Regions from separate parts of the Homo sapiens genome. Here region 1 is linked to region 2. The links are chromatin loops, found by intact Hi-C in ENCODE. Cell type or tissue: PC-9. All regions are shown on one strand. Links, peaks and the distances in the headings refer to the core of each region. The heading gives the core; the rest is flanking DNA.

Region 1 (10,034 bases), core at 4,483-9,482, 160 kb before region 2:
CCAGCTCCAGAGAACATAAACCGTCCCATGGCAGAAATCCCTGTAGACTTAATCCCCAGGAACCTGGCAGAGCTGGGGGTCAAACCCGGAAGCCCTCTCAGAACCCTTCCTTGTCTCACTCCTCTGGCCCCCCAGCTCTTCCAGACCAACCCCCAGTGTGTGTGCACTGGGCCTGGGTAGAGGCATTTAGCTTCTGCAGCTGCAGCCCTGGGGACTCCAGGTGTCCACCCGCGCTACAAGGCCTCTTTCAGGATGGCTGGCCCAGGGTCTGAGCTGGGGGCCTCAGCAGCTGCTGTGCACTGGCCCCAGGGTCCTGGGCAGTGGACTCCCAGTCCAGTGGACCCCGTCCTGCCAGCTGCTGCTCAGGTACCCCCAGGGCGCGGGCAGCAGGAGGAGTTGGGTGCAAGTAGGGCATCCTGCAGGGGGAGGAGTGCGGATGGGGCCCCCAGGAAGAGAAGGAGGCAGGCGCGCTGGAGAAAGTGGGAGGCCAGGCGGGGAGGGGAGCCTTGAGAGAGCAGAGGAAACGGGCTTGCGCTGGCAACCTTTAAAATTAGGAGAGTTTACATAAAAATCCAAGTCTCTGGTTTCTCTTGAAAATGGGGAGCTCTGGGTGCCTGCATCACAGACCCCTCTCTTGGCTTCCAGCAGGCCTCGGAATCTTTGATCATTATGTCTCTTGGTTGCTGTGTTTGCCATCTGTTTCACCCTCTGGAGTGTAAGCTCTCCGGGCACAGGAAGCAGCTTGTCTTGGTCAACTGCTGTCCCCAGCAGCCAGCTCTGGGCCTCCATAAGCAGTTATTAAATTGGTGAAAGAGGTGTGGTGGCTCACGCCTGTAATCCCAGCACTTTGGGAGGCTGAGCAGGCAGATCACTTGAGGCCAGGAGTTTGAGACCAGCCTGGCCAACATGGTGAAACCCCGTCTCTACTAAAAATACAAAAATTAGCTGGGCCTGGTGGCATACGCCTGTAATCCCAGCTACTCGGGAGGCTGAGGCAGGAGAATCGCTTGACCCCAGGAGGAGGAGGTTGCAGTGAGCTGAGATTGTGCTGTTGCATTCCAGCCTGGGTGACAGAGCGAGACTCTGGGGAAAAAAAAAAGAAAGAAAAGAAAAGAGAAAGAAATGTGACTTAGAAACACAGGCCTCACTTCAGGAGGACATGTCCTTGCTAACAAAGATTTAAGGCAAGTGTGATCAGTAGTGAGGGCAAGGCTTCTGGGGGAGGGAGGGTTTGCACTGGGCTTTGAGGATTGAGCTAGAGTCCGACACGAGAGAGAAAGACAGTCCCCAGGTGGAGGGAGTCAATATGCATAGGCTGAGAGTGCTAGGAGATGGGCACTTTGTGCCGAGGTGGCCAAAGTGTGGCCCAGTTCCTTGGAGGAAACGGGAGGTAATCAAGCTGGTAAGGTAGGATGGGGTCAGCTGGGAAGGGAAACCTGAGTGTTATTCCTAGGAGCTTGGAAATTGTACAGCGGGAAGTAGAGAGCTGTGCGTGGCTTTTGAGCAGAACAACAGAGGACGCTGTGCTACAGGAATATTGGGGACTGGCAGGAGGGGATGGATGGTGGAGCCTGTAGGCCTGGAGATGAGATTGATGGGGGTTGCAGTCACCCAGGGGAGGGATAATAGGAACAGAGAGGACCTTCAGGAAAGAAGCTGTAGGCCTGGAGGCAGGGAGGGGAGGGTCAGAGTCCATGCCCATGGGCAGAGACCAGTGGGATGCTGCAGTGGGTTAAAGATGGATTAAACCCCAGCACTTTGGGAGGCCGGGGCGGGCGGATCACCTGAGATCGGGAGTTCGAGACCAGCCTGGCCAACATGGAGAAACCCCGTCTCTACTAAAAATACAAAATTAGCCAGGTGTGGTGGCGGGCGCCTGTAGTCCCAGCTACTCAGGAGGCTGAGGCAGGAGAATCGCTTGAACCCAGGAGGCGGAGGTTGTGGTGAGCCGAGATCGCGCCATCGTACTCCAGCCTGGGCGACAAGAGCGAAACTTGGTCTCCACAAAAAAAAAAAAAAAAAAGGCCGGGCGCGGTGGCTCACGCCTGTAATCCCAGCAGCACTTTGGGAGGCCGAGGCAGGCAGACCACGAGGTCAGGAGATCAAGACCATCCTGGCTAACACAGTGAAACCCTGTCTCTACTAAAAATACAAAAAATTAGCCGGGTGTGGTGGCGGGCGCCTGTAGTCCCAGCTACTCGGGAGGCTGCGGCAGCAGAATGGCGTGAACCCGGGAGGTGGAACTTGCAGTGAGCGGAGATCGCACCACCACACTCCAGCCTGGGCGACGGAACAAGACTCCATCTCAAAAAACAACAACAACAACAACAAATAAAACTAGAAAAACTAGAACAGGCAGCCAGCGAGGGCAAGGCGGGGGCCGGCGAGGGCAAGGCGGGGGCCGGCGAGGGCAAGGCGGGGGCCGGCATGGTGGGAAAGTTCAGCAGGGAGGCCTTGGGATGTCCGGATTCTTGGCATCTTCAGACCTGGAGAAGAGAGGAGTCCTGTGGGCCAGGGCAGGTCCCTGAGACAGGGTCCGAGTTTGAGATGGGCCCTGGGAGCTGGGGGCGGAGAGTGAGGTCCGTGTTCCCCTGGGAGGGGTGCTACAGCCCCCCACCCTTCTGGTGCAGAGCTGGCTCTTCCAGGGAGGGGAAGGTCTCCACGGGTTCCTGTCCTCGAGCGGAGAGAGCGCCCTGGGTCTCCTTGGGGCCTTGCTCTGGGACTTTCGCTCCTGTTACCTTCTGACGGCCCGGCCCCCTGGCATCCTTACACCGTGCCCTCTAACTCCTGCCAGTTCCTTCTGACCGTCCTGGGTGTCTGGAAGGATGTGTGCTGTGAGCCCCCAGCCAAAACGACCCCTGGGAGCCATGGATCAGGACAGTCTCTTTCTGGCCCCCATTTTCCAGCCTCTTCCCTACACTCTGCCCCCAGAGTGGGGCCCTCGGGCTGGCCCTTGTGTGCCAGGAGAGGGGGCGCAGGCACGAGTGAGGCCTCCTCAGGCTTCCAGACTCTGCCTGGAGCCCCACCCTCAAGGGAGCCTGCCCTGGCTCCTCCTGCCCCACTTCTGGCTCCCTGGATGCTCTCCAGCCCTTCCCCAGCGGCTGCATGGCCGCTGTAGCAGCCTGGGAGCCTCCTGAGGACAGGGCCCTGTCCTGCCTACTCCTGTTCCCGCCAGGCACTCGAGCGAGAGCTCTGTGGCTGAGCAGCAGAGAGCTGGGTTGGACTTCAAGGGGCTCTTAGCAAGCCAGGGAGTGGCAAAGCCGCCACGGCCTGTGCCCCCAGGGCACCTCCCAAGACCCTCCTCTGGAGCTCAGCGGTCTGTGCCCTCCGCGGGGTCCCCGGCTTGCTATGTGCCCCTGGGCACGTGGCATTCCCTGTCTGGGCCTGCTCCCCTCTCCATGAAATGAGGGGGCAGGAGGAGCCGATCTCTGAGGTCCCTTCCAGCTCAAACACCTTATGTTCTATGAAATCCGTGTGAACGTTGCCATGGAGACGTTGGAGGAACTGCGGCAGCACTGAACGCAACTTCCACCCGAGAGAGGAGCACTGAGTCACCCCAGCACGTGGGTGACATCACAGGTAAGCTCTCTCCGGTGTCCAGGTGTGCAGCAGTCTGGTGTCCTCCTGAGAGGTCACCCCCCTTCAGCCTGCTCACCATGGTGGCCCTGAGGCCCTACCGGGTGGGTCGGGACAAACAGGTGTCCATCCCTGCCCGAATGGGGACCCTTTGTCTGTTGCCTGCAGACGTGACCACAGTGACTCAGGTGCTCCCAGACGGGAAGGCAGCAGAGGTGATCTGCCACACAGAAGATGAGCTAACGGGGGAGTCATGTGCGCCTCTGTGGCTGTCAGAGCAGTATCCTCACTCCTACGGAGCCAGTTGCCTGCTCTCAGCAGTGCTGGCTTCCTGCGCCTGAGCTGAGTGAGGGTGTCCGCTTAGCCATTGGAGGAGGCAGCATCAGGGCTCCTGGCTGCAGGCTCTCCCGGCAGCCTCAGAGTGACACACATGGCCTCACGGCAGGTGCAGGGATCCCTGTCGATGAACAAAACAGACCCCTGCGTAACCGTAACAATCACTGACTACCCCGGACTGCACCAAGTGCTTTCCTTGCAACGTTTCTCTCTTTTTTTTTTTGAGATGGAGTCTTGCTGTGTCACTCAGGCTGGAGTGCAATGGCGCCATCTCGATCTCGGCTCACTACAACCTCTGCCTCCCAGGTTCAGGCAATTCTCCTGCCTCAGCCTTCCGAGTAGCTGGGATTACAAGTGTCCACCACCACGCCCGGCTAATTTTTGTATTTTAGTAGAGACAGGGTTTCACCATGTTGGCCAGGCTGGTCTTGAACTCCTAACCTCAGGTGATCCACCCGCCTCGGCCTCCCAAAGTGCTGGGATTACAGGTGCCCACCACCACGCCTGGCTAATTGTTTTTTTTTTTTTTTTTTTTTTTTGAGACGGAGTCTGGCTCTCGCCCAGGCTGGAGTACAATGGTGCGATCTCGGCTCACTGCAAGTTCCACCTCCCGGGTTCACACCATTCTCCTGCCTCAGCCTCCCGAGTAGCTGGGACTACAGGTGCCCGGCACCACACCCGGCTAATTTTTGTTTTTGTATTTTAGTTGAGACAGGGTTTCACCGTGTTAGCCAGGATGGTCTGGATCTTCTGACCTCGTGATTCACCTGCCTCGGCTTCCCAAAGTGCTGGGATTACAGGCGTGAGCCACCGCACCCTGCCCTTTTTTTTTTTTTTTTTTTTTTGAGATAGGGTCTCACTCTGTTACCCAGACTGAAGTGCAGTGGTGCGGTTCCGACTCACTGTAGCCTTGAACTCTTGGGTTCAAGCAATCTTCCCACTTCAGTCTCCCAGCAATTTTTTAGTTTTTTTTATAGAGATGGGGGACTCACTATTGTCCAGGCTGGTCTTGAACTCCTGGGCTCAAGGGATCCTCCCGCCTTAGCCTCCCAAGATGTTGGGATTACAGGCGTCAGCCACCGCGCCCAGCCTTGTTTTGTAAGAGTCTAAATTAAATCACAATTATCTGATTCTTCCACATTTGATAGAACTTGTCCACAAAAAGATCTGGATTAAGTGTCTTTTCCTGACATGGCTTTTGATACGTTTTCAATGTGTTCTTTTGTTATTGGTCTATTTGGGGTTTTAATTTTTTCTAGAATTGGTTTTTACAGTTTGTAACATATAAGCATCCCATATAGATTTCAAAAATGTAGGCAAACAATTGCACATAATTTTCTTTTATAATTTTTAACTTTTTTCATCTCTGTGAATAAACCTTCATTCTTCATCTGAATGTCCCATATTTTCTTTTTCTCTCTCCTTTTCTCTCAGTCACACTTACCAGAAGTTTTTCCTAGAAAAATCTTAGCAACTATATCTATTAAATAGCTCGATTTTATTCATCAATTCTACTCTTTCTTTTTTTTTTTTTTTTTGAGGCCCAGCCTACTCTTTCTTTTAAAGTAACTAATTTCTGCTCTTTACTTTCTAATTTCCTTCCATCTTTTTTGGGGGGTTTATTTTACAGGTGTTTTTCTAGAATGTTGAAATAAATACTTAATTTATATATTGGTTTGATTCTTCATGCTAACTAATAAAAACAAGTGAAGTTATCCGTTTCTCTCCATGTATAACTTTGACTGCATCCCCATAGATTTTCTATGATGTTTGCTCATTACTATTCATTTCCTTTTTTTTTTTTTCCTTCTTTTTTGAGACAGAGTCTCGCTCTGTCACCCAGGCTGGAGTGCAGTGGCATGATCTCAGCTCACTGCAACCTCCACTTCCAGGGTTCAAGTAATTCTCCTGCCTCAGCCTCCCTAGAAGCTGGGATTACAGGCATGTGCCCCCACGCTCTGCTAATTTTTGTATTTTTAGTAGAGACAGGGTCTCACCATGTTGGCCAGGTTGGTCTTGAACTCCTGACCTCTGGTGATCCGCCTGGCTTGGCCTCCCAAAGTGCTAGGATTACAGTCATGAGCCACCCCACCCAGCCTATTCATTTCTATATGCTCTACTTTTTATTTATTTATTTTTTGAGACACGGTCTCACTCTGTTGCCCAGGTTGGAGTGCAGTGGCACGATCTCAGCACACTGCAACCTCCCCATCCCGGGTTCAAGCGATTCTCCTGCCTCAGCCTCCCAAGTAGCTGGGAATACAGGCCTGCATCCCCACACCCAGCTAATTTTTGTATTTTTGGTAGAGATGGGGTTTTGCGATGTTGGCCAGGCTGGTCTTGAACTCCTGACCTCAAGTGATCCACCCACCTCGGCCTCCTGTAGTGCTGGGATTACAGGCGTGAGCCACCGCACCCAGTCCATGATTTCCATCTTTACCTTTCAGTGATCTGGGCTGTCAGGGTGTCCAGCTGTCCTGTGACCCTCTGCGGATGGTTCTTCCGGCCTCTCTACTCAGGTGGGAGTCCCTGAATTAGGCTGTGCTTGTGGGAGCTTCAGTTTTGATCTGGTTTCAAGATTTGATGCAGTGAGCAAGTGAAAGTACCCAAGAGAGCCTCTAGGGGGCGGTGGTGTTTAAGGCCACGTTCTTTTTTTTCTTTTCTTTTCTTTTCTTTTTTTTTTTGAGATGGAGTCTACCTTTGTCACCAGACTGGAGCGCAGTGGCGCGATCTCGGCTCACTGCAACCTCCACCTCCTGGGTTCAAGCTATTCTCCTGCCTCAGCCTCCCGAGTAGCTGGGATTACAGGCACACACCGCCACACCCAGCTAATTTTTGTATTTTTAGTAGAGACAGGGTTTCACCACGTTGGCCAGGATGGTCTCCATCCCCTGACCTGGTGATCCACTCACCTCGGCCTCCCAAAGTACTGGGATTACAGGCGTGAGCCACCGCGTCCGGCCAAAGGCCACGTTCTTATCTAAGCTTTTCCTCTGACCTTGCCTAACATCTGTAATGCCAAAATAGTTAACACGCCCTGTTTTGTGTACAATACAGCTTATTAACTGTGCTACTCAAAGTCTCTATATCTTTACTGACATAAAAAAATTGTCTCTTTGGCCGGGTACGGTGGCTCACGCTTGTAATCCCAGCACTTTGGAAGGCCGAGGCAGGTGGATCACTTGAAGCCAGGAGTTAGAGACCAACCTGGCCAGCATGGTGAAACCCTGTCTCTACTAAAATTACAAAAATTAGCCAGGTGTGGTGGTGCACGCCTGTAATCTCAGCTACTCAGGAGGCTGAGGCACGAGAATCACTTGAACCTGGGAGGCAGATGTTGTGGTGAGCTGAGATCGTGCCACTGCACTCCAACATCCTGGGCAACAGAGCGAGATTCTGTTTCAAAAGAAAAAAAAAATTGTCTCTCTCTCTTTCTTTTTTTTTTTAGACAGGATCTCACTCTGTCATGTAGGCTGGAGTGCAGTGGTGCCATCATGGCTTACTGCAGCCTTGACCTTCTGGGCTCAAGTGAGCCTCCCACCTCATCCTCCCAAATAACTGGGACCACAGGCGAGCTCCGCTATGCCTGGCTAATTTTTTGTTTGTATTTTTTGTAGAAATGGGGTCTCTTGGCTGGGCGCGGTGGCTCACACCTGTAATCCCAGCACTTTGGGAGGCCAAGGCGGGTGGATCACGAGGTCAGGAGATCGAGACCATCCTGGCTAACACGGTGAAACTCTGTCTCTACTAAAAATACAAAAAATTCTCCGGGCGTGGTGGCGGGCGCCTGTAGTCCCATCTACTCGGGAGGCGAGGCAGGAGAACGGCGTGCGCCCGGGAGGCGGAGCTTGCAGTGAGCCGAAATCGCGCCACTGCACTCCAGCCTGGGTGGCAGAGCGAGACTCCGTCTCAAAAAAAGAAAAAACAACAAACAAAAAAAAAGAAATGGGGTCTCTCTGTGTTGTCCAGGCTGGCCTCAGTGATCCTCCTTCCTTGGCCTCCCAAAGTTCTGGGATTACAGGCATGAACCACTGTGTCCAGACAAAAATTGATCTGTAAACTTTTTGAGACAGCATCTCACCCTGTTCCCCAGGCTGGAGTGCAGTGGTGTGATCATGGCTCACTGCAGCGTCAACCTCCTGGGTCTACTTGATCCTTCTTCGAGGGAAGGTGTAATAAACCCTCCTGCAATGTCTTTGTTTTTCAAAATCTTTGTATTTCACAGTTTAGCTTCGTGGGTTGATGTTCTATTTTGTTTTTGTGTGTGTGTGTGTGTGTTTTGTGTTTTTTTTTGAGACACAGTCTTGCTCTTGTTGCCCAGGCTGGAGTGCAATGGTGTGATCTTGGCTCACTGCAACTTCCACCTCTTGGGTTCAAGAGATTCTCCTGCCTCAGCCTTCCGAGTAGCTAGGATTACAGGCGCCGCCACCACACCCCGCTAATTTTGTATTTTTAGTAGAGATGGGGTTTCTCCATATTGGTCAGGCTGGTCTCAAACTCCCGACCTCAGGTGATCCGCCCACCTCAGCCTCCCAAAATGCTGGGATTACAGGCGTGAGTCACCGCACCTGGCCAATGTTCTATTTTTGAGAACACAACAGTTCATAATATATTCTACATAGACCATACCTGTTATGTGTAGATAAACAGACTCTTTTCCCATTTAACACCTTTTGCCTTAGGTTTATTTTTCTGGTATCAATACTGGCACACTTACTTTGTTTGCAGTTTCCTGTCTTTTTTTTTTTTTTTTTTTTTTTTGAGACAGAGTCTCACTCTGTCACCCAGGCTGGAGTGAAGTGGCGGGATCTCGGCTCACTGCAACCTCTACCTCCTGGGTTCATGCGATTCTCCTGCCTCAGCTTCCCGAATAGCTGAGACCACAACTGTGTGCCACCATGCCCAGCCAATTTTTGTATTTTTAGTAGACACGGGGTTTCACCATACTGGCCAGGATGGCTCAATCTCTTGACCTCGTGATCCACCTGCCTCCGCCTCCCAAAGTGCTGGGATTACAGGCATGAGCCACTGTGCCTGGCCTTTTTTTTTCTTTTTGAGATGGAGTCTCACTCTGTCACCCAGGCTGGAGTGCAGTGGGGTAACCTCAGGTCACTGCGACCTCCGCCTCCCGGGTTCCAGTGATTCTCCTGCCTCAGCCTCCCGAGTAGCTGGGATTACAGGCACCCACCACCATGCCTGGCTAATTTTTGTATTTTTAGTAGAGACGGGGTTTTGCCACGTTGGCCAGGTTGGTCTCGAACTCTTGGCCTCATGTGACCCGCCTGCCTTGGCCTCCCAAAGTGCTGGGATTACAGGTGTGAGCCACTGTGCCTGGCCTGGCTTTCTTGTTTCTTTTCTCCTCTTCTAGTTTCCCCCTTTTAGGCTAACAATTATTCACTGTTAATAAAAACCCTCAGGTCTGTATTTTATCAAGAAACATTTCCCTCACGTCTTCTTCCCTGAACCAAACAAGATCTCTGGCACATTTTATTTGCTCTGTCTCACCACATGGATTTTGTTTTTTTGTTTCTTTGTTTTTTGAGATGGAGTCTCACTCTTGTTGCCCAGGCTGGAGTGCCATGGCACAATCTCAGCTCACTGCAACCTCCACCTCCTGGGTTCAAGCGATTCTCCTGTCTCAGCCTCCTGAGTAGCTGGGATTACAGGCGCGTGGCACCACCCCCAGCTAATTTTTGTATTTTTAGTAGAGACGGGGTTTCACCATGTTGGTCAGGCTGGTCTCGAACTCCTGACCTTGTGATCTGCCCACCTTGGCCTCCCAAAGTGCTGGGATTACAGGCATGAGCCACCACGCCCGGCCCCCATGGTTTTTCAAATAGTTTAGAATTTCATTTCCAGGTAACTAATTTGCTTCTTTAAACATATGTCTTTTCTATTTAAGAAATCCTTTCTAAACAATTGCATTTTATTCCACAACCGCCTTCAAACAATCATTGAGACTTGGTTAATCTGTTTTGCTCATTTGGCAGCAGTTTCTTGTGGCTGTTTCTTCCCTCCACTGGAGTCCTTGAATCTTAAGTCTGTCATTTGACTGCAATTAAAAGCTGGGTTTGGAATACAATCGCAGCCTTACCATCCACCTGCTGTGTGACCTGGTAAAT
Region 2 (9,373 bases), core at 4,374-9,373:
GAAGGAGGCGCCCTCCATGGCCGGCCCGGGCGGGACGCGCGCCCCTGGCGCCTTCTGTCCGCCTGTCCGTCCGGCCGGCCCCGCCCGAGGCCGCTGCCGCTGCCGCTGATGCTGATGCTGATGCTACCAACGCTGCAGCCGCTGCCGCCTCCCGGGAGCGCGCGCCGGCCGCGGCGGGGACGCGCGGGACGGGGCGGGGCCGCGCCCGCGCCCCCCACTGGGTCCATGCGCGCGGGGCCGGGTCCCTCCTCTCCCTCCGCCGCGCCCACCTCCCATCCCCCACCCTCACCTGCCTGCCCCGGTCCCGAGATGGAGACCATCCTCAGGAACCCACCAGCCAGGTCCCCGGGGGCAGGGTGGGGCTCGGGTGCTGGGCGCAGACTTTGCTAGAGCCGGGAGGACAGACAGGAGGAGTCCGCTCCTCTGGGAAGGGCACTTGGGTGAGGGAGTAAAGGGGTAGGAGGTCCACGGGCTGCAGCATCTTCCCCCAACCCACGGGAGAGGGGACCGGCTCCCTGGCCCTGGTCCCAAGAAGACCAGATGGATAACTGGGGTCTTTCTCATGGCCCCCCACTGTGCTCTAGCTGCTATCACAGCTTCTAGCCTCTGGCGGGGAGGATCTGGTGGGAAGAAAGGCGTTGGCCCCAGGAGCACCTGTTGAGGGAGGGGACAGAGCCACCGTGGCCAGCGCCGCTGGGAGTGTTGGTTTCGGTGTCTCCGCTCCTTGCCCGTGGCCAGGTGGTGGTGCTCCCAATGCCCTCCCTACTCCTGGGTCTCCCCAGCGTACTTGCGGCGCCTAGTCTGGAATGGAGGGCAGGGAGCGGCATCAGAGACTAGGAGTCGGGTGGGGGTGGTGCCTGGCTGCCCTGTGTCCCGCTGAGTCCCCTCCACAGACCCCAGCCTTGGGTGCAACAAGGTCCCTCTCCTCATGTTCCTAGCAGGCTGGAAGTTCAGATGACTCCTAGGTTTCTGTCTAGAGCACTGAGATGTCTGCACTGACATTTACAGCGCCAAGCGCTTGACCTGTGTAGTGGCGGAGACTGTTACCACCCTGTACTTCAGATAATAAGCAACCCAGGTCCCTGCTACACGAGCCGGGTGCACAGATGGTGCTGCGTGGCCCAGCCCCCCTGGAGCTCATTCTTCAGCCTTGCTGGGCACAGGTGGGCAGAGCAGGTGTTGCCAGAGGCGCTACTCACTGTGTTCCAAGTCCATCACACTGTGCGTCCGATCACAACCCCTCTCACCTGTTGGCCACAGACCTCCCCTCTGTGTCATTCATTCTCTACTTCATCACTAACATCAGCACCCAGACATGCTGCACTTTCTCCTAAAAGCCAAACACTGTTGACCCCACCTCCCCTCCAGCTGCCTTACGTTACTGCTTCCTTTAGCAGCAAACTCTGCCTGCAACACCCTCCTCTCTCTCCCTCTGACCCGGCAGAATCAGCTCCCACCGCCACCTAAACTCAAGGTTGCCACTGACCTCTCCGTGCCAATCCCAAGGGCAAGTCTGATGCTGCTGTCGACTCATTTATTTCTTTAGTTATTTATTTATTTTTTGAGTTACAGTCGCACTCTGTTACCCAGGCTGGAGTGCAGTGGCGCAATCTTGGCTCACTGCAAGCTTTGCCTCAGGGGCTCAAGTGATTCTCCTACCTCAGCCACTGGAGTAGCTGGGATTCCAGGTGTGCCACCGCACCCAGCTAATTTTTTTTTTTTTTTTTTTTGTATTTTTAGTAGAGACGGGGTTTCGCCATGTTGACCAGGCTGGTCTCGAACTCCTGACTTCAAGTGATCTGCCCACCTTGGTTTCCCAAAGTGCTGGGATTACAGGCGTGAGCCACTATGCCCCTCCTGGAGGTCCTCCTCCCTCATGGGTCCTTCCTCTGTGACCTGTGAGCCTTAGGAGCCCAGGGCGCGATCCTGGGGAGGTCTCTCCCTCTGTGCTAACTCCTTTGGTCTGCGTGTCAACAGCTCTGGAACACCAGCTCAAGCCAGAACTTTTCCTTGCACTAGAGTTCCACTGGCCTGGATGCCTTCAAAAACAGACTCTGGCCTGGCGCAGTGGCTCACGCTTGTAATCTCAGCACCTTGGGAAGCTGAGGTGGGTGGTTCATGAGGTCAGGAGTTCAAGACCAGCCTGGCCAACACAGTGAAACCCTGTCTCTACTAAAAATACAAAAATTAGCAGGGGGTGGTGGTGGGCGCCTGTGATCCCAGCTGCTCGGGAGGCTGAGGCAGGAGAAATTGCTTGAACCCGGGAGATGGAGGTTGCAGTGAGCCGAGACTGCTCCACTGCACTCCAGCCTGGGCGACAGAGCTAGACTCTGTCTCAGAAAAACAAAACAACAACAAAAAGAAAAACAGATTCTAAGGCAAAGTGAAGTTTTATTCAGGAGTGAAACTTTAAGGAAGACAGGGAAAAAGGGAAGGCGGTGGGGGGGGCAGGGGGGCAGGGGAGGGACAGCAGATACAGGCGGTATGTTCCTAAGCTGAACACAGCCTTCCCAGAGGGCCCAGCTGCTTCCTGAGGCACTCACAGGCCTCGGGAAAGGCCAGAGAGAAGCGCGCTGTGTCTGGGCGAGGAAGGGACACCTCCTCTCCTGGCTGCCCCCCATCTCCCCTCTCTTATTTGTGCCACCTGGCCCCTCTGGGCAGCCTCTACAGAAGCCAGCAGCCGCACGGGGCCAATCTGGTGGGGACATAGCAGCTCCCTCCATGGAGGCCTGAGGCGGCCATGCCAAGGTGGGCCTGCGCCCAGGGAAAGGCTGAGACTCCTGGAGGATAGAGGTCCCTGGAGTTTTATGACCACAGGACACACTGTTGCTGGGCTGCTCTGGCTGGGGAGGCCCAAAGGCTGGGTCCCAGTCACCCCCCACCTTGCTGCACTCAGCCTTCTCCATCTCTGACCCACACGGCGGCTCCCAGCAGTCTCCTCGGACTCCATCCTCACCCCATGAGTTCTCTGGCTCTCCCTTTAACGTACCCCGCATCTGTCCCCGCCGTGGGGTGGGTCTTCCTCTTGGTGGTCACTCGGTGACTGCCCCGGCTTCCTCCCCACCCCTCCTGTTCCACCCTTACCTGCCTCATCCCAGCTCAGCAGCCAGAGGACCCTTCAAAGCCACATCACTCCATGCCATCCCCTGGCTCCAAACCCGCCAAGAACTTCCTGTCAGGGGAACTAGGGGTAGAAGCCATGGCTTTGCTGGGGCCTTGGAGACCTCGTGCCGTCTGGCCTCCCAGTACTCCTACATCAGCTACTCTGGCCCCCCTGCCCCAACCAATCAACGTCCTTGCTGTTCCTGGCTCACTCTCACCCTGTGGTCTCTCTCTCCTGAGGAACCAGGACCCCAGCAGGAAATGCAGCTGAGCACAGAGGGATGGAACAAGCCCTGTCTACTGCTTTATTAAGCCCCAGCAGAAAATATACTGAAGCCAGGTTCTCAGTCACTTCAGCGTTTCATTTGGGCTTCAAACTCTGATGAAGTGAGCCCCACGAATCCCCTGTGGACAGGCATGACACAACGCTGGCAGGCATGTGCCAGGCAGGGAGAGGGTAGGATGGCTGGTGGACCCTCAGAAAGACCCGACCTGAGCTTTCCCTGTAGGGACTGAGCAGAGTGGAGAATTGAGCCCCCTAAAGTGAGCAGCACAGAGCCATGGGGGGCAGGGGCATCCCTGGCTGCATAGTGGGAAGGCAATGGCCTGGCCGCCAGGGACAGGCACAGGGATGCCCAGCCAGGCCCGCTGTCTTCCCGTGTGAGGAGTGAGGCGCCAGGGTATGCGGTGGGCAGGAAGCTACATCCTGAATGTCAAGGGGCAGCCCAGGCTGCTCCTCCTTCCCTCCCCTGCAGTTCAGCTGCAGCTCCTTGGGGTCTCCACTGAGGAGGGGGCCAGTGGGTACCTGCTGTGGGCACCTCCACTTCTGCTCCAAACCTAAGAGGGGCAGGGCAGGTCCCCACAGGCAGTGTCCTGGGGACCACCCAACTGAGACACAACAGGCTCTGGCTGTGATGCACTTTAATGAGTGCCCTGCCCCTATCCAACCATGCCTGGCTAGCTGTCCCATGAGCTCTGGCTGACCACCCTCTAGTCACAGGAGCCATCCTTCCAGCCGTCGCGCCAGCGCTCATCCACTTTTGAGCAGTCGAAGTCAGGCTTGCCCAGCTTGCGGTTCACTTCATTGTGCAGGTGGCACAGCCACTGTGTGAAGCATGCCCGGGTGCGGGTGTCTGGGTGGTTCCTGCACAGCCTGTGTAGGGAGAGCAGGTAAAGAATGAGAGGACGCAGCGGCTCCACTGCCCCTGCCAGTTCCCTGTCTGCTGTCAAGGAAGGAGAGCTGGGGCACTGCTGTGAACTACACCTGGGAGTGCCCTTATGCTCCAAGGTACAGGCACTCCCAGAACAGGGCTGACCCTGCAGCTCCCCGGGTGTGATGAACTCCCAGGGCTGCGCAAACACCCACCTGGACAGCTTGGCAAACTCCAACGAGGCCTCAAGGCAACACATTACAGCACAGACCTGGCAATTTTATAAGCTCCTAACACCCAGGAAGCGGCATCCAGTGTCCCTGGCCTCAGGCAGAGTGTGGCCTGGGTGGGGCTGGGCACAGCCTTGTAACTGAAAACTGGACTTGTTTCTTAGCATCTGAGGGCAGGCCCTGGTGCGTCAGTTCAGCAAGAGACTTCATTCTAACTGACCAGCCTTATAGCAACAATGGCGGCTCTACCCTATACATCTGGCCTAGAAACACCTGCAAGGGCCAGTGCTGGCTCTTGGATCCCTCAGTGAGGAAGAGATGGCTCTTGGGAGCAAAAGCAGTGGATTTCCAAGATTTTAAAACCAGAAGTCCTACTCTAGAAGTCAGGCAAAGTGGAGTCTTCCCTAACTTGCGGGAAACCGCCTTCAGTGCCAGACAAGGCAGGGAATCCCTTCCTGGAAGCCCTGTGGCTGTGGCAGGAGCAGTACCCAGCAGCAGATCCCGACAGCTTGGCTTCTGAGACGAGAGGAGGAGGCTCAGATAGCCCCAGTCCTCACCTGTTGGAGGTCCCTGCTCCTCAGCAAACTTCTGCCACCTCTGCATCCGTTTCTCTACGTTCCCCGCTATAACGTCAGCCAGGAGCCCCAGGCCCAGGCTCCAGTGCAAAGCTCTGCTGCGTGCAAACACATCTTACCTTTTTCTTAGGTCTTCAGCACACTCCTCACAGGGGTAAAACTTAGAAAATAAATGTATGAACTGGGCCATGTCTTGCTGCTGTTCTGGGGTGGGCAGGTCGGGGTAGTAGGCGGCCAGGGTGTGGAGGACAGCCCAGCTGTGGCGGCCCAGTTCCTCGCGATCCGGCGGGCAGTCCTCCCTAAACTTGGTGTCCCGCTGCGGAAGCAGGCCGACCGAGAGTGAGTTCATTCTCCGAACAAAGGCGCCCAAAGCTCCCCACTGTACGGCCCAGCCGGTGGCCCACTGGACTCCGGCCAAAGTCCTGCAGACGATCCAACCCACGCGCGGATGAAGGCTGTAAGGCCGGGCCTACCCGGGGGGCAAGGTTCAGGGACAGGCAACCCTGGGAAGCTCTGCCGGGGTACCTGGGCGGGGGCGGGGACAGGGGCTGCGCGGGGCTGGGAGAAATCGGGCAGGGAACTGCACCTTCTGCTGCGTCCGCATCCACGTCTTGAAGTCGACGCAGGCCCGGCACGGCCGCCTCCGGGAGGCGTCCTCGGCGACAGGAGAATCGGAGGTCGGCGCCTGGGCTGGCGTCGAGGCCGAGGCGGCCGCGTCTCTCCGCCCCGCGCCCCGGCCCCGCGCGTCGGTCGCCAGGTCGTCCATCATCTCGGAGCGCGCGCCCCCCGGCAGGAAGAAGAGGTTCCCGCCGTGGAAGCGGCCCCGCTCGCCGGGCGCCGCCATGTTGCCCGCGCAAGGCCTGCCGGGTCAGCTCGGCCTCCAGATGAGCCTCCAGGTCAGCCTCCAGGCCAGCGCGCGGCCACAGGAGCCGGAGGCGCGCGCCGTGCTCGCGGGGGCCGGGCCCGAGCCGGGGCTGGGGGCAGAGTCGGGGGCGGTGCCTGCTTGCGGGCCCGTGTGGAGGCGGAGCCAGAGGCCGCGGCGCTGGCCGGGCCCGAGGACAGGGGCGGGGACGGAGCAGGAGGGTCGGACCCTGCTGGCGCCCTCAGGCGTCGATCCGCGGCGCACGCAGGGGTTGCGCCGTCCGTGGCGGCCGTCCCGCTTTCTCCAGTAAAAGAGCAGTGTGTGGCGCAAGGTGCGCCTCGGCCGCGCTGTGGACCCGAGCTGACACCCAGGCAAAGTCCGTGTTGCGGCCCGCGACGTCCCCATCGCTCCGTTCTGAGTGTCCTGCGTGCCTGCGGCCAGGCTTTGTGCCCTCCGCTGAGGGGCGCGTCCACCCGCTGGCTGCCAAGCGCTCTCTCAACGCGGGCCGGGCGTGACCGCACAGATTGCGGCGCGCGCTAGGGTCCTGGGCTCTTGTCCCCTCCCTGGCGCCATGGCAACGGGCGTCTGGCAACGCAGGGCGCGGCGCGGCCGCAGAGGGTTGGCGCGTGCCTTGGGCTCCCTGGCGCCCCTCGCCGGCTGTCGCGGATCCTAGAGCCTGGGATGAGGGGTCGGGCTCCCGGTTGGAGCGGCCTCTGGGATTCCTGTGCCTCCTTGCGTTCATTTATCCATTCCGCTATTATTTGCGCAGTGACCGCTCTGTTCCAAGCGCTGTTCCAAGTGCTGGGCAGAGCAGGGAACACAATTCTGTTCCCTGACCTTCTCTGTTCATAATCCAGTGGTCAAGACAGGAAAAAAAAACAAGGACTCACACTCATAAATGTTCACGTACAAACTGGTGGGTCCATGCAAGGGTGTAGTAAATCTGGAAGGCCTCCTTGAGGAGGTGACCCTTTCTGAAGGATGAGGAATCAGCTGAGGAGCGCCTTCGAGACCAAGCCCAAGGTGGCAGGGTCTTGGCATTTTGCAGGAACAAAAACGCCAGTGGGACGCTAGGGAGGGTTGTAAGGTGGGAGGGGAGATCCAGGGACGGACAGGGGCCCACCAAAGACTTGGTCGGCAGCTTCGGGGATTGGGAATTTATTATAACGGTAGGAGGGAAGATGCTAGACAGTTTTGGGCAAGGTTACCCAATCTGATCCCATTTCAGTTTGCTGCAGATTCCGCTGGCTATCATATGGGGAGTGGATTTCTTTTTTTTTTTTGAGACAGGGTCTTGTTCCGTTACCCAGGGTGGAGTGCAGTGGCGCGATCTTGTTCACTGCAGCCGCGACTGCTTAGGCTCAAGTGATCTCCCACCTCAGCCTCCCAAGTAGACTACAGGCACACGCCACCACGCCCAGCTAATTTTTGTATTTTTGGGGGGCACAGATGGAGGTCTCAACATGTTGCCCAGACTGGTCTCGAACTCCTGAGCTCAAGCAATCCCCCTGCCTCGGCCTCCCAAAGTACTTGGATTACAGGTGAGGCACTGTGTCTGTCCTTGGAGTGGATTTTGTAGGGGCAAGTGAGGAGCATACAGATGGAGGGTGGGGTGTACTATTCAGGCAAGAAAAGAGGGTAGGGGAGGAAAAAGTGGAAACCATGCAGGGCTGATGGGGTGTGGGGCAGGAGCTGTCAGCTGGGGTAGGCAGGTGGCCTCAGAATCCCTCTAGGCCTCTGCTTGTGAATAAATCCTCCCCAGCTTCTCCTGTCTTCCAGGGGAGCAAGGTCTCCCCTGGGTTCACACGCTGGACCCCACCAGGTCAGCTGGGCCCTCAGCTGAGACAGGGAGAAGGTGACAGCTGGCTGGGGGAACCCTGCAAATCAGCCCTATGTGAGCAGGTGTTCATTGCCCATGCCAAGACCAGGGACAGCTTGAGGGCATGAGAGAGAGTGCTGGTGGGACAGACACACAAAGGCCCTTTGTTGCAGCCAGGGCAGCTTCCTGGAGGGATGCCTTAGAGGCTGACTGCTCCCTGAAGGGGCTGGAGTAGGTGCATCCCAACACAGAACTGGTGGCCCCAGCACGAGGAAAAACCACTGTGTGCCAGGGTTGAATGTGGCTTCCGAAGCCCGAACTATAAGGAAGCAGCCAGAGAGGTGGGGCACCTGGGCGAGCCTCTGCCCAGGCCATGTTTGCAGTAAGTCATGGCAAATCGTGAATTGAGAGGTGGTTCTCAAAACAGCCCTAGTGACCACTTCCCTGACCACCACCCCCACCCACCAAATGCCAGTGACTGCACAGATGGGCCCTCTTTCTCCTACCCCAAGTCTCCTCACTGCAGGGGAACCCCTGGGGTGAGCCTGTGAGGTCTGCCCCTCCCCCAGCATGTATAGAACAGCTCACAATAATTACGCATTTAACACACATTTCCTCCTCTATGAGTTGGGGACATTAAGAGACCTTTCCTCCAGCATTAGGATTAAGTCAGACAAAGCACTTAAAGCTGTAAGCACTGAGTCCTTGGTTCTGCACAGAAATCCCCAGGCCAGTTCAAAGTTGTTGGGCGCACCCTGGCAGGGCAATTACCTCACAGGGTAGGGGAATCCAGAGAGGTGGGCAGGACAGGTGGCGCTTTGATTAGCCCTGCCTTCTCCTCCCTCCTCCTGTGGCCAGAGGCAGGCAGGAGGGCCCCAGGCAGCAGTCCCGCCTACCCTTCGCCCCTTCTTCAGTCTTGCACGCCTCCAGGGCTGGAAAGCTCATTCTTCTTCTTCCTCCCAGCAGCTCTGCCTGGAAGTCCCCCAATCCCTGTGCTCCTGCCCCCAGATCGTGGGCTTGGGGGACAGCAAGAAAGCTGCAAAGGACTCAGCTGGGGCGGCTCCACAAGGACCCCACAGGCTTGAGGTGTTGCCAGGATTCTATCCCAGGGGGTTTTCTGGGTCCCCCAGAGCCCTCTCAAGCACGGGGAGGCAGAAGGGTCCTCGCCCATTTCAGGAATCTGCAGCCTGGAAGCCACAGCCATGGCAGGCCCCCGATACCCAGTTTCAGTGCAAGGGGCAGCCCTGGTGCAGATCAAGAGGCTCCAAGTAAGACCTGGCTGGGTCCTTAGTGGCCCCAAGGGATAGGAAGGGGGTGCCTGGACCAGCACCTCCACGGCACTCCCAACTTTTTGTCCCCCAGACGTTTGCCTTCTCTGTGCGCTGGTCAGACGGCAGCGACACCTTCGTGCGCAGGAGTTGGGACGAATTCAGGCAGCTCAAGGTGAGTGACCCTGGGCCACCCTGATGCCGCGGTGGCGGCTTCCCCACGCGGCTGCCTCCCACTGGACTGCCTCCCATCAGTGACTCCCACTGGAGGCCCTTCGTCCCTGCTGAAGCTCCCAGCCCCTGCCATCCGGGTGAGGGACCCCGCCCTCTCAAGGGTGCACAGTGGGCTCTGGAAGACCAATGCCC

Evidence for each region. Hi-C counts contacts between places; a loop is a spot of excess contacts. Peaks named below come from ENCODE experiments on the same cell type or tissue, not always from the same donor. Only the 100,000 strongest peaks of a DNase experiment are listed, where the experiment ranks them.
Region 1: a loop joins it to region 2, with 4 times the contacts of the local background. A loop is called at or near these places in 4 of 110 quality-filtered maps.

What each region holds. Positions count from the first base shown.
Region 1 is chr16:2,137,268-2,147,301 of GRCh38, reverse strand. No RefSeq gene overlaps it. Among named protein-coding and RNA genes, the nearest start is that of MIR3180-5, 6.2 kb to the right of the region's middle. RefSeq lists enhancers at 229-780, 3,430-4,181. In PC-9, for the core only: CTCF peaks have their summits at 6,324 and 6,526 (motif pointing right); a DNase peak (open chromatin) is centred at 6,501.
Region 2 is chr16:1,980,748-1,990,120 of GRCh38, reverse strand. TBL3 (transducin beta like 3) reads right to left here. Exons shown (of 22, transcript NM_006453.3): 22 at 7,192-9,373. It overlaps NOXO1 (NADPH oxidase organizer 1), which reads left to right and starts at 8,652. Exons shown (of 8, transcript NM_172167.3): 1 at 8,652-9,007; 2 at 9,102-9,182. The coding sequence starts at 8,942. It overlaps GFER (growth factor, augmenter of liver regeneration), which reads right to left and starts at 5,928. Exons shown (of 3, transcript NM_005262.3): 1 at 5,645-5,928; 2 at 5,178-5,374; 3 at 2,372-4,255. The coding sequence starts at 5,902. The coding sequence ends at 4,093. It overlaps SYNGR3 (synaptogyrin 3), which reads right to left and starts at 151. Exons shown (of 4, transcript NM_004209.6): 1 at 1-151. The coding sequence starts at 18. RefSeq lists silencers at 1-21, 5,637-6,176, 7,197-7,389 and enhancers at 614-1,193, 8,676-8,735, 9,212-9,373. In PC-9, for the core only: CTCF peaks have their summits at 6,302 and 6,574; DNase peaks (open chromatin) are centred at 4,570, 6,070, 6,420 and 7,890; H3K4me3 peaks cover 2,612 bases.